Regions from separate parts of the Homo sapiens genome. Here region 1 is linked to region 2. A link is a contact called in ENCODE Hi-C or POLR2A ChIA-PET data. All regions are on one chromosome and are shown on one strand. Each heading gives the region's core, a stretch centred on a gene start or an enhancer-like site at or near the end of the contact. The rest is flanking DNA. Distances are from core to core; before and after follow the strand shown. Region 1 overlaps MSI2 (musashi RNA binding protein 2). Region 2 overlaps MSI2 (musashi RNA binding protein 2).

Region 1 (4,263 bases), core at 1,629-4,128, 330 kb before region 2:
GAAGCTGGCATGTGTGAGGAGTAGCAGGGAGGTCCAGGTAGACTATTTGGGGCTAGTGGAAGGAGCTGAGGCTGGACAGACAGGAAGATCAGATCCTGTAAGACTCTCATAAGGACTTGGGCATTTATTCGGTGTGCAAGGGGAAGCCACAGTGGGGTTCTGAGCAGAGAGGACTTCAGAGCAGAGTTTGACAAGAGAGGACTTCTGTGTAGGAGGCCCACCAGTTACTGCATGGCATAGAAACAGCAGAGGGCACGGGTAACGGTGAAGAGGGCAGGTGGGAGCTGCTGCACTTATCCAAGGGCCAGGGTGGTGGTGAGGACGGTGGTGAGAAGTGGTTAGATTCCAGCTATGTCTTGAAGGTTGAGCTATGGGATCTGCTGAAGACTGGGATGTAGGAAGTTCTGGGAAAGGACTATTAAGAGTAAGGCCAAGGCTTTTGGCCTGAGCAAATAAAAGCCTTTTCCTATGATGGGAGAAGACTGTGAGGAATAGCTTTGGAGGTGAAAGTCAGCGTTTGGAAACCTTTCCACATTCCCAGTTTTCTTCTTCTCTTACTCGTTTTCTTTGGGAAAGAGTTGGAGGAATGACTCCATCTACTTTACTGCTTCTTTTTTCGGGGTAATACAGGACTTGAATAGTAGTTAAATCACCTGTGTTACCAATGGTCTTTAAACCAAAACTGCATTACTCAATCAGGAAATATATACAGGTAACCTGCCTTTCCTTCATTCTGAGACTTATTTCTTGTTCATAATGCTTGTGAAATCTGAATGCATTTAAATAATGTACATATTTAATATGATGGCATTTCATTCTTGAAAAAGGTGTTATTAATTGGTGTTGCATCTTATGGTTGTTATAACATACAGTAATTAAAGAAATATTATAGGCATTATATATTGAGCTCTTGCGTGCGAGGAACTAAAATGTGTGTTATTTGCCTACTGCCGCGTAACAAATTACCCCAGAATTTAGCAACTTAAAATAGCAAACGTTTATCATCTCACGGTGTCTGAGGGTCAGGAATCTGGAGTGGGCTTATTAGCTGGGTGGTTCCACTCAGGGTCTCTCATGTGGTTGAAGTTAAGCAGCTGTTCTGGGCTGCAGTCATCTGAAGACATGGCCAAGCAGGAGCTTCGCCTTCCGGGATCCCTTGCAGGGTTGTTTGCTGGAGGTCTCGGCCACTCTCCATGTGGGGCCCTCCAGAGGCTACCTGTGTCTGCACAGTGTTGTCATTGTCTCCTCCAGAGCTTGGGCACCACCATTTCTTTTGGCTCTTAAAATTCTCTTCTAGGCTTGGGATTTTAACCCAGGTTTCCAGATGAGGAAACTGAAGCTCAAGGAAGTTGATTACCTTCTTCCCAACTTACAGAAGCCAGTATTAGACTAGGGCCCTGACCCTGATCAGCCTGACAAGAAAACCCTTGTTTTCTTTTCCACGGCCCCACAGAGTGGCCCATGTTTCTCAAATGCTGCAATCTAGGATTGACCCCAGGAACCCCTTTGGGGTCATTACATTTTACTTCCACTGTCTGATGGCATTGGTGTGGTCCATGCGAATACTCACAGCTTTAAAACCATCTGATTGTCTCTGAGACTCATTTTCTCTCCACTTTCTCGGCCTCTAGCCTTCACGGCTGGGTGTCTCAGAGGCTGGGCTCTCTCCTCTGGGAAGGCTGTTGTCTCTGTGTCGCTGGCTAGCCTGGGTCTCAGGGGCAGTGAGAATCCCTGGCGGCTGTCCCTGTCGTGTTTACCACCTTGGCAACAAGCGCTGCTCTTGGCACCACGGTCGAGTCCTTAGCTGGACGGTGACTCGGGCTGGGGGCTCCTTCTTCACATCATGAATTGGTCTTTTGCCAAGCCAAAACAGCGGCTGCTTGCTTTTCAGAAGGAAAGGTTGTTCATATTTATTTTTTAATTAGAAAATGAATGCATGCTCCTTACAGAAGATTCAAAACATATAGAAAAGTGCAAATAAATGAATGTTTTGGTATATTATCATTTTTGTGTGCATACGTATTTAAAAACAGAATTGGAAAAGAACCCAGAATTAGAATCACGCTGTGTTGTGTGCATGTGTATGTGCTTTTGCATTTACTAGTACTTAGTAATAATTTTCACGTGTTACTAGATGGTTGTAAAAACATGATTTTTAATTGGTGTGTAACGTTCTCTCATCTCAATGTAAAATACAGATACGTTTTAAATATACCTTACCGCCAAGGACGAGATTTGTATGGGTTTTATTTTGTTTTTTATTTATTTTTGAGACAGAGTCTCTCTCTGTCGCCCAGGTTGGAATGCAGTGGCGTGATCTCGGCTCACTACAACCTCCACCTCCTGGGTTTAGGAAATCCTCCTCCTCAGCCTCCTGAGTAGCTGGGATTACAGGTGTGCGCCACTATGCCCAGCTAAATTTCTGTATTTTTAGTAGAGATGGGGTTTCACCATGTTGGCCAGGCTGGTCCCGAACTCCTGACCTCAAATAACCCACCCACCTTGGCCCCCCGAAGTGCTGGGATTACAGGCATGAACCACTGCACTGGCCTGTTTTATTTTATTTTTTGAGACAGTCTTGCTCTGTCGCCCAAGGCTGGCGTGCAATGGCACGATCTAGGCTCACTGCAGTCTCTGCCTGAGACCATAATCTCTGCGGTCTCTGTCCATGAGACCATAAATAAAGAATAAGGAGCTTGGCAGGCCCCACGCAGACTTGTTGCATCCCAGTTGCTTGGGGACCCTGAAGGCTGCATAACTCGTAGCCGGGTCTCTGCCTGGAGGAGCGGGCTGGTGTTAATTCACTGACCCGGGGAGCTGTGCCTGCCTGTCAGCCTCTCCATCTTGTTGGTGCTGAAAACCTCTCTTCCTCATTTTGGTCCCTGCTATGGCTTTTTATTCAAGGCTGTGGTTTGAGTTCTACCACAAAGCAGATAATGTGGCATGAGCAGCTCACGCAGGGACTGCCCTGCCTCCCTGTCTTCACCTACAGGGGCTGCCGAGATGGGGAAGGGCCCCACCCCTGAGTTCCCCTTTGTCTTCCTTGTCTCCTTTGCAAGGAGAGTCCTTTATTTGTTCTTTTAATGCAACTGGCCTCTCTGAAGAGGCTTTCCAGATCAATTTGGCTTGTCAGGGGTGCCAGGCTTAAGTTTTCAGGCATCTAAAGAAGTGGTGGGGGAGAGGGGATCAGACTTTTCTTTCTCTTTGTGGCTTTCAAAAGAAAATCACGGACGTTAAAATAAATGACGCAAATATCTGTATTTTTTGTATCAAAGAGACAAATGGCATAAATGCAGATTATAGGGTATTCCTTAGAACTGTCCATCACACAGGAGCTCCTGGGAAAGGCAAGCAGCCCGCGAGGCACCACCCGGTTTCACTGAGCAGAGGGTGAGTGGTGGCTTCGCGTTTGGGCAGCCTCCAGGGGGTCGGCATATTTAGATCATCGTCTCACGGATTGATTCAGGATTGTCTTAAAAGCCAACTCGGTTTCCAAGTGTTTCATTCTTGCATGCACGCTTAAGAAAGTCAAAGCCATTTCCATTGTCTTCTGTTTGATCTGCACTGACCATCCTTCAGCTCCTGCCTCCACTTGCGTGATGCTTTCTCTTCTGGTTGAAGAACTGGCAGCGTTGGTTTGGGCTGCTCCTCCCTCCCTCGGGCCCCCTCCCTGTGGCACGGACTTGCCCTGCTGTCGTGGATGATGGTCTGTGTGCAAGGGGTTGAGTCCCGTTTGCCATGCTCCTGGTGTTTCTAACTTCTCAGCCTTTCGTTTCACACCCTGCCATGATGACAGTATATCCATTTTTCATTCTTTGGGACATTTTCTCTCCAAGGAAAGATGCTCATGCACGTTTGCAGTGGGTGAACTGTTGCCTTCCTGTGATCAGTCATTGGTAGGGCTGCTTCTGTGTCTCCACCCGTGAGTCTCCATCACCAGTTGAGGACCTTTGGGTCTCCTGACTCCCAGAAACTTTTCCAGCTTCCCATGGTCTGTGCTTAGGGTGTATTCTGGGCCATGGCCTCCTGGAAAACCATTTTCCCAGCTGAGATGGATTCCCCAAGGTCCCTGGCCTCCAGTGTGGCGGTCCCTCAGAAGCTCATCAGTGACCGGGAATGGAACTGACTGCTATAAAGTTGTGAGCCTGCCCAAAACTGGGCAGCAGAGGTGTTGGAATTCAGCCCACCTGGGCTCAAGTGTGGGTTCCAGCCCTTCCTAGCTTGTTGACCTTGAGTGATACTGACTAACATTTCTTGACCATT
Region 2 (4,050 bases), core at 1,251-3,750:
CTTCTGCCTGAAATGAAACCTGGCAGCAGCAGATAATTCACAAAGCAGATGACTGAAATTGTCTTGAGGGCTGGCCCTGGCCTTTGCGGAAATGTGAGACCCACCACACCAGGAGCTGGGTCTAGGGCTGGAACTTGGTGGGCCCCTGGCTTGTTCCAAGTATGTGAACTGAGCTCATCTGGAAAAGATTTTGTAAACATTTGCTTTCTCTGAATCGGTAATAATTCAATTTTCAGGCCTTAGAGCCAGAGGTGCCCCCCTCATTGACCTGGCTCTAGCTTTTTGCCTCAGGTCCAGTGACATCACTTAGGGACAACACAGAAATTATTGGACTAGACTTCCATACCTTTTCTAGACCCACAGTGAGGCTGTTCTGACTACCACCACTTCCCTACCCTCCATGCCTAATTCCACTCTCAGCCCAGCCCCTTGTCACTGCAGTTGGGCAGAGCCACATGCTGGCCAGACAGCAGGCATCTCTCCCGTCTTGCTTTAGAACCCTAAGGGAAAGGTGCCCAGTAGCTTTGGGTCCAACCCTTACAGGTGAGAGTCTAAGCCTGCAGCATCTGTCTCTGTTAAGATCTCCAGGATAAGATTCTTGGGCTTTCCTAGGTCAGCCATCAGAGTATTTTATTGATGGGCAGGAAGTTTCTCCTTTTATCCAATGTGAAATACCACCAACTTTCATTCAAGTGCATCTCCTCTTGCCGTCCTCGGTGAGATCGGTGTCCTTGCTTTTCTGGTCCCCATTCCCAGGAGTCCTTTCTTCAGGCCCAAGATGATTAAATGCACCAAATGGATAAATTGGGTTTTTTGTCAATCACCTCCTGATTCATATGGCAAGTGAATTGCATTTTCCTATGTCAGATTTTCCTAAATCTGCATGTGGTACCTGCCTTATTGGCCTCTGCATACATAACTATTTCAGAAATAGGGTGTATTTGTTTTAAACTTGACAAGTTACAGAGCTCTGTCTCTTTTTCATTCTTGAAGCAGTCCCATGAGTCAGATTGAATAAGGAAAGCATCACTCACTTGCTACAGATGAGGACTTGGGCTTGTGAGTGGCTTCTTAGCCCAAGGCACCTGACTGTAAGAGCAGAGCTGGGGTCACAGTCAGGTCTTCTGCCTCTGAGTCCAGTACTCCCTTTCCTTACATCATTGCTGCCTCTCTGTGGGTGCCACCTTGACTGGGAAAGCCCAGAGGATATTGGAGAGTGAGGATGAGGGGCAAAGAGGAACCTGCCATGGATGCTGCTGATGAAATGAACCTGATCACCGCAATGAGCCCCCAAACTGCCATCCTAGAGCAGGGCTTGTCCCAAGCCACTTAATGCTCATAGCTCCTGCTGCAAAAATGCCAAGACGTTTGCAAGACGTTGTCCTCTTCTGGGACAGGAGTCATAATATCCAATTTATAAACCTCAGCACTGTTTATTTATTCAACAAAGTGTGCTCCCTGTCCCCGCCCCCTCACACGCACACCCTAGCTGAGCAGTAGACAAGGTGCCCTTGCCCACTAAGAGCCATGTCCCATCCTCTCTTCCCAAGCTGATCCTGGTATATGGGACCAATTCTGGCCCCCCAAAATAAGTCTCCGTGCCTGGGGAAAGGCACCGTTCGCTTAGAAGGATCACTGAGAATTGACTGGAGAATGACTTCCACAGAAAGCACCCTCAGGTGAGAGATTTGGCTTCATGCCTTCCCCCACCCCCCAACCCCACTCCCCACCTCTCCTCTTAGAGGGAGACGGGTTCTCAAATGACCCCCTTTCCTGCGTAGCCAGCCAGTGTTCAGTTTGTGGAGTTACGCTGAGTTTGCAAAAGAAGAAAATTGCTTTGTCCCTAATGCCTTCCCACTGTCAGACAGCAGGAACAGCTACTGACAAGTTTATGTGCCGAGTGGCAGTCCCCATTCTCTCCTAAGCAGCCAGAGCCGTTGCTTTTTATGAGTCTTCTCAAAGATGCATGGGTTTCCAGATGGCTCGTTCGGGGACTTTAACATGCTTTCTGGAGCCTGGTTCTTCTGCTCACAGAGACAGACAGAGAGAAGTGTCGACTGTGGAAAATAGAGGCTCCTCTCTTCCATGCGCCCAGCCCTCAGGGGTGCGGGTTCCACTGCCCAGAAGCCTAGCTAGAGGCGGGACCAGCCAGAACTGGGTGCTTATTGCCTGCTGGCTGCGCCCTCTAGTGGGGACCCAGCAGCCCTGTCTTTCACCCCTGGCTGGGGGACATCTGCAAGGTGACTTTGAGCTGAGGCTCCGGCACCGTGATGAGCAAGTGCGTAATAAAACGGGACTTGGGATTTGAAAGCTGCATTCTAATACAGTGTCTTCTCCACGGTGATTTTAGTGTCATTTGATGGAGGAGGACTGAGCAAGGAGGGGTAATATAGACCTAAGATGAGCTGCTTATTGTGAAATTCCCTTCAGGCCGACTCAGAAACCACAGGCCTCCCCACACACAGGAATGGGAGCGGTTGCCAAGGATGGGCATAATACCAACAGCCCTTTTGTCTTCTATCTAAGCCTGCAGAAGGGGGTATTTCTGAACAGCACCCTTCTGTGGGCATGCTACATCCTGTCTCCGAGGCTGCTTCTGCTGGCTAGATTAGTCTCTAGGTGGCTCTCCTGCTGGAAGAAACGGAAACCTAAACCTGCCTCTCCCCACCCATTAGTTAGGTGGGCCTGCCCAACACCTTCCTGGGTTCACATCCGGCCAGACAAGAAAGAAGCCAAAAAACTTTCCGTCTACCACTGCGCCTCCTCATGCCCACCCCATCCTATTAGCCTAAAATGGAACGGGCTAATTAGTTTATTTGTATAGGGAGGGGTTTCAGCTGCCTGGACAAAACCAGGAGTCCACTGTCCAAGCTTCTTCTGTTTTCCTGAGCTCAGAAGAAAAAAAGTGTGTTAGACTAAGATAATACCGCCTTTTGAATATCTCGGCTTCATATTTGCCTCCATGAGTGAGAGGGCCAAGTGTTATCTGCAAGTTGAATCTTCTATATTCAAAAATCTCCATCCCTTTTTTCTGCCAGCGCATTCCCAGATCAGCCGTTCACTTGCTCTAAGCCTCTATAATTTATTTTTTTCTTTTCTCTTTAACCTGCTCTTTCCATTGGCCAGTTTATTCATTTCTCAGCTACAGCTTCAGAGGGGCTCACCTTCGGGCTTCCCGCCCCAAGGGCATCTGGAGGCTTCAGTTCTGTTTTCTCTGCTGAGTCAGGAGCCAGGCCCAGCTTGATTTGGTCTCCCGTGTATCTTTGTGTCTCTGTCTCAGTCTCCTGCTAGTGTGCCTTGGGTGCCTCATCAATCTCTTCCCATCCCTGTGACAAGTGGGTGAAAATCAATCCACTTCTGGCTCTTCCAGGCCCACCAGAACTGAGGGCCTCAAATCACAGGCCCCTGGGAAAGGGAGGGGCCAAAGCCAGGAGTGACCCCACCTGCATCGATGTTCTTTGCCTCTGCCATTGAAGGCAACTGGTCATAGGGCAGAGGGGGAGAAGCCAAGGGAGGCAGAAGGGAGAAGTGATTGTTGCAAGGAGCAGCCCTCTGGAGCCAAAGATGTGAAAGTGTGACTCTCAGAATGTCTGGTTCTTTAAGACGGGTTAGCCGTAGCCCAAAGGTAGCCAGCCCAGACTCACCTTGAGGCTTAAAAATCAGTAAGAACTTCCTTTAACAATTAAAAAAATATTGTTTTCCATTTTGGAAAAGAAAATAAAGTTTAAACTACTAAGGAGAAATAAAGGTGAGACAAAATTAACCTGGTTAACTGGTTGACAGGCTGCGGCCCTCATTAGGGTCAGAATGATGGGATTGGGGGGGCCGAGGCAGTGTCACCTTCCGCTGCCCCCCGATCTGCAACCCCACCACTCTCTGGATTTGTGCGTGTCAAGTCCACTCTCTCTGTAGCAAAGGTACATCCTGAGCCTGCTGTTCTCACTCTGGAGTTGACATTGCAGGATAACCAAGAGAAAGCAGGTGTTTTGGTCAGCTATGGTTTAGCTATGAATTGGTTCAGTCGGTATGTTCTGCATTCATACTTCTTTG

Evidence for each region. Hi-C counts contacts between places; a loop is a spot of excess contacts on that map. ChIA-PET counts read pairs that join two places held with the same protein, here RNA polymerase II (POLR2A). Pooled maps may share reads with other maps.
Region 1: a loop to region 2 is called in a pooled map, with 2.6 times the contacts of the local background. The contact joins two enhancer-like sites. A Hi-C loop is called at or near these places in 4 of 50 pooled maps. POLR2A ChIA-PET finds 5 or more read pairs at or near these places in 2 of 52 experiments (Panc1 and WTC11).

What each region holds. Positions count from the first base shown.
Region 1 is chr17:57,335,838-57,340,100 of GRCh38, forward strand. The region is part of intron 5 of MSI2 (musashi RNA binding protein 2); the gene reads left to right. Among named protein-coding and RNA genes, the nearest start is that of MSI2, 81 kb to the left of the region's middle. RefSeq lists a silencer at 2,729-2,896 and an enhancer at 2,798-2,947. Within about 2 kb of position 2,879, at least 3 of the 41 ENCODE cell types and tissues checked have a DNase peak (open chromatin) inside an H3K27ac peak, as active enhancers do.
Region 2 is chr17:57,669,896-57,673,945 of GRCh38, forward strand. All of the region lies in intron 11 of MSI2 (musashi RNA binding protein 2), which reads left to right. Among named protein-coding and RNA genes, the nearest start is that of MSI2-AS1, 64 kb to the left of the region's middle. Within about 2 kb of position 2,501, at least 5 of the 41 ENCODE cell types and tissues checked have a DNase peak (open chromatin) inside an H3K27ac peak, as active enhancers do.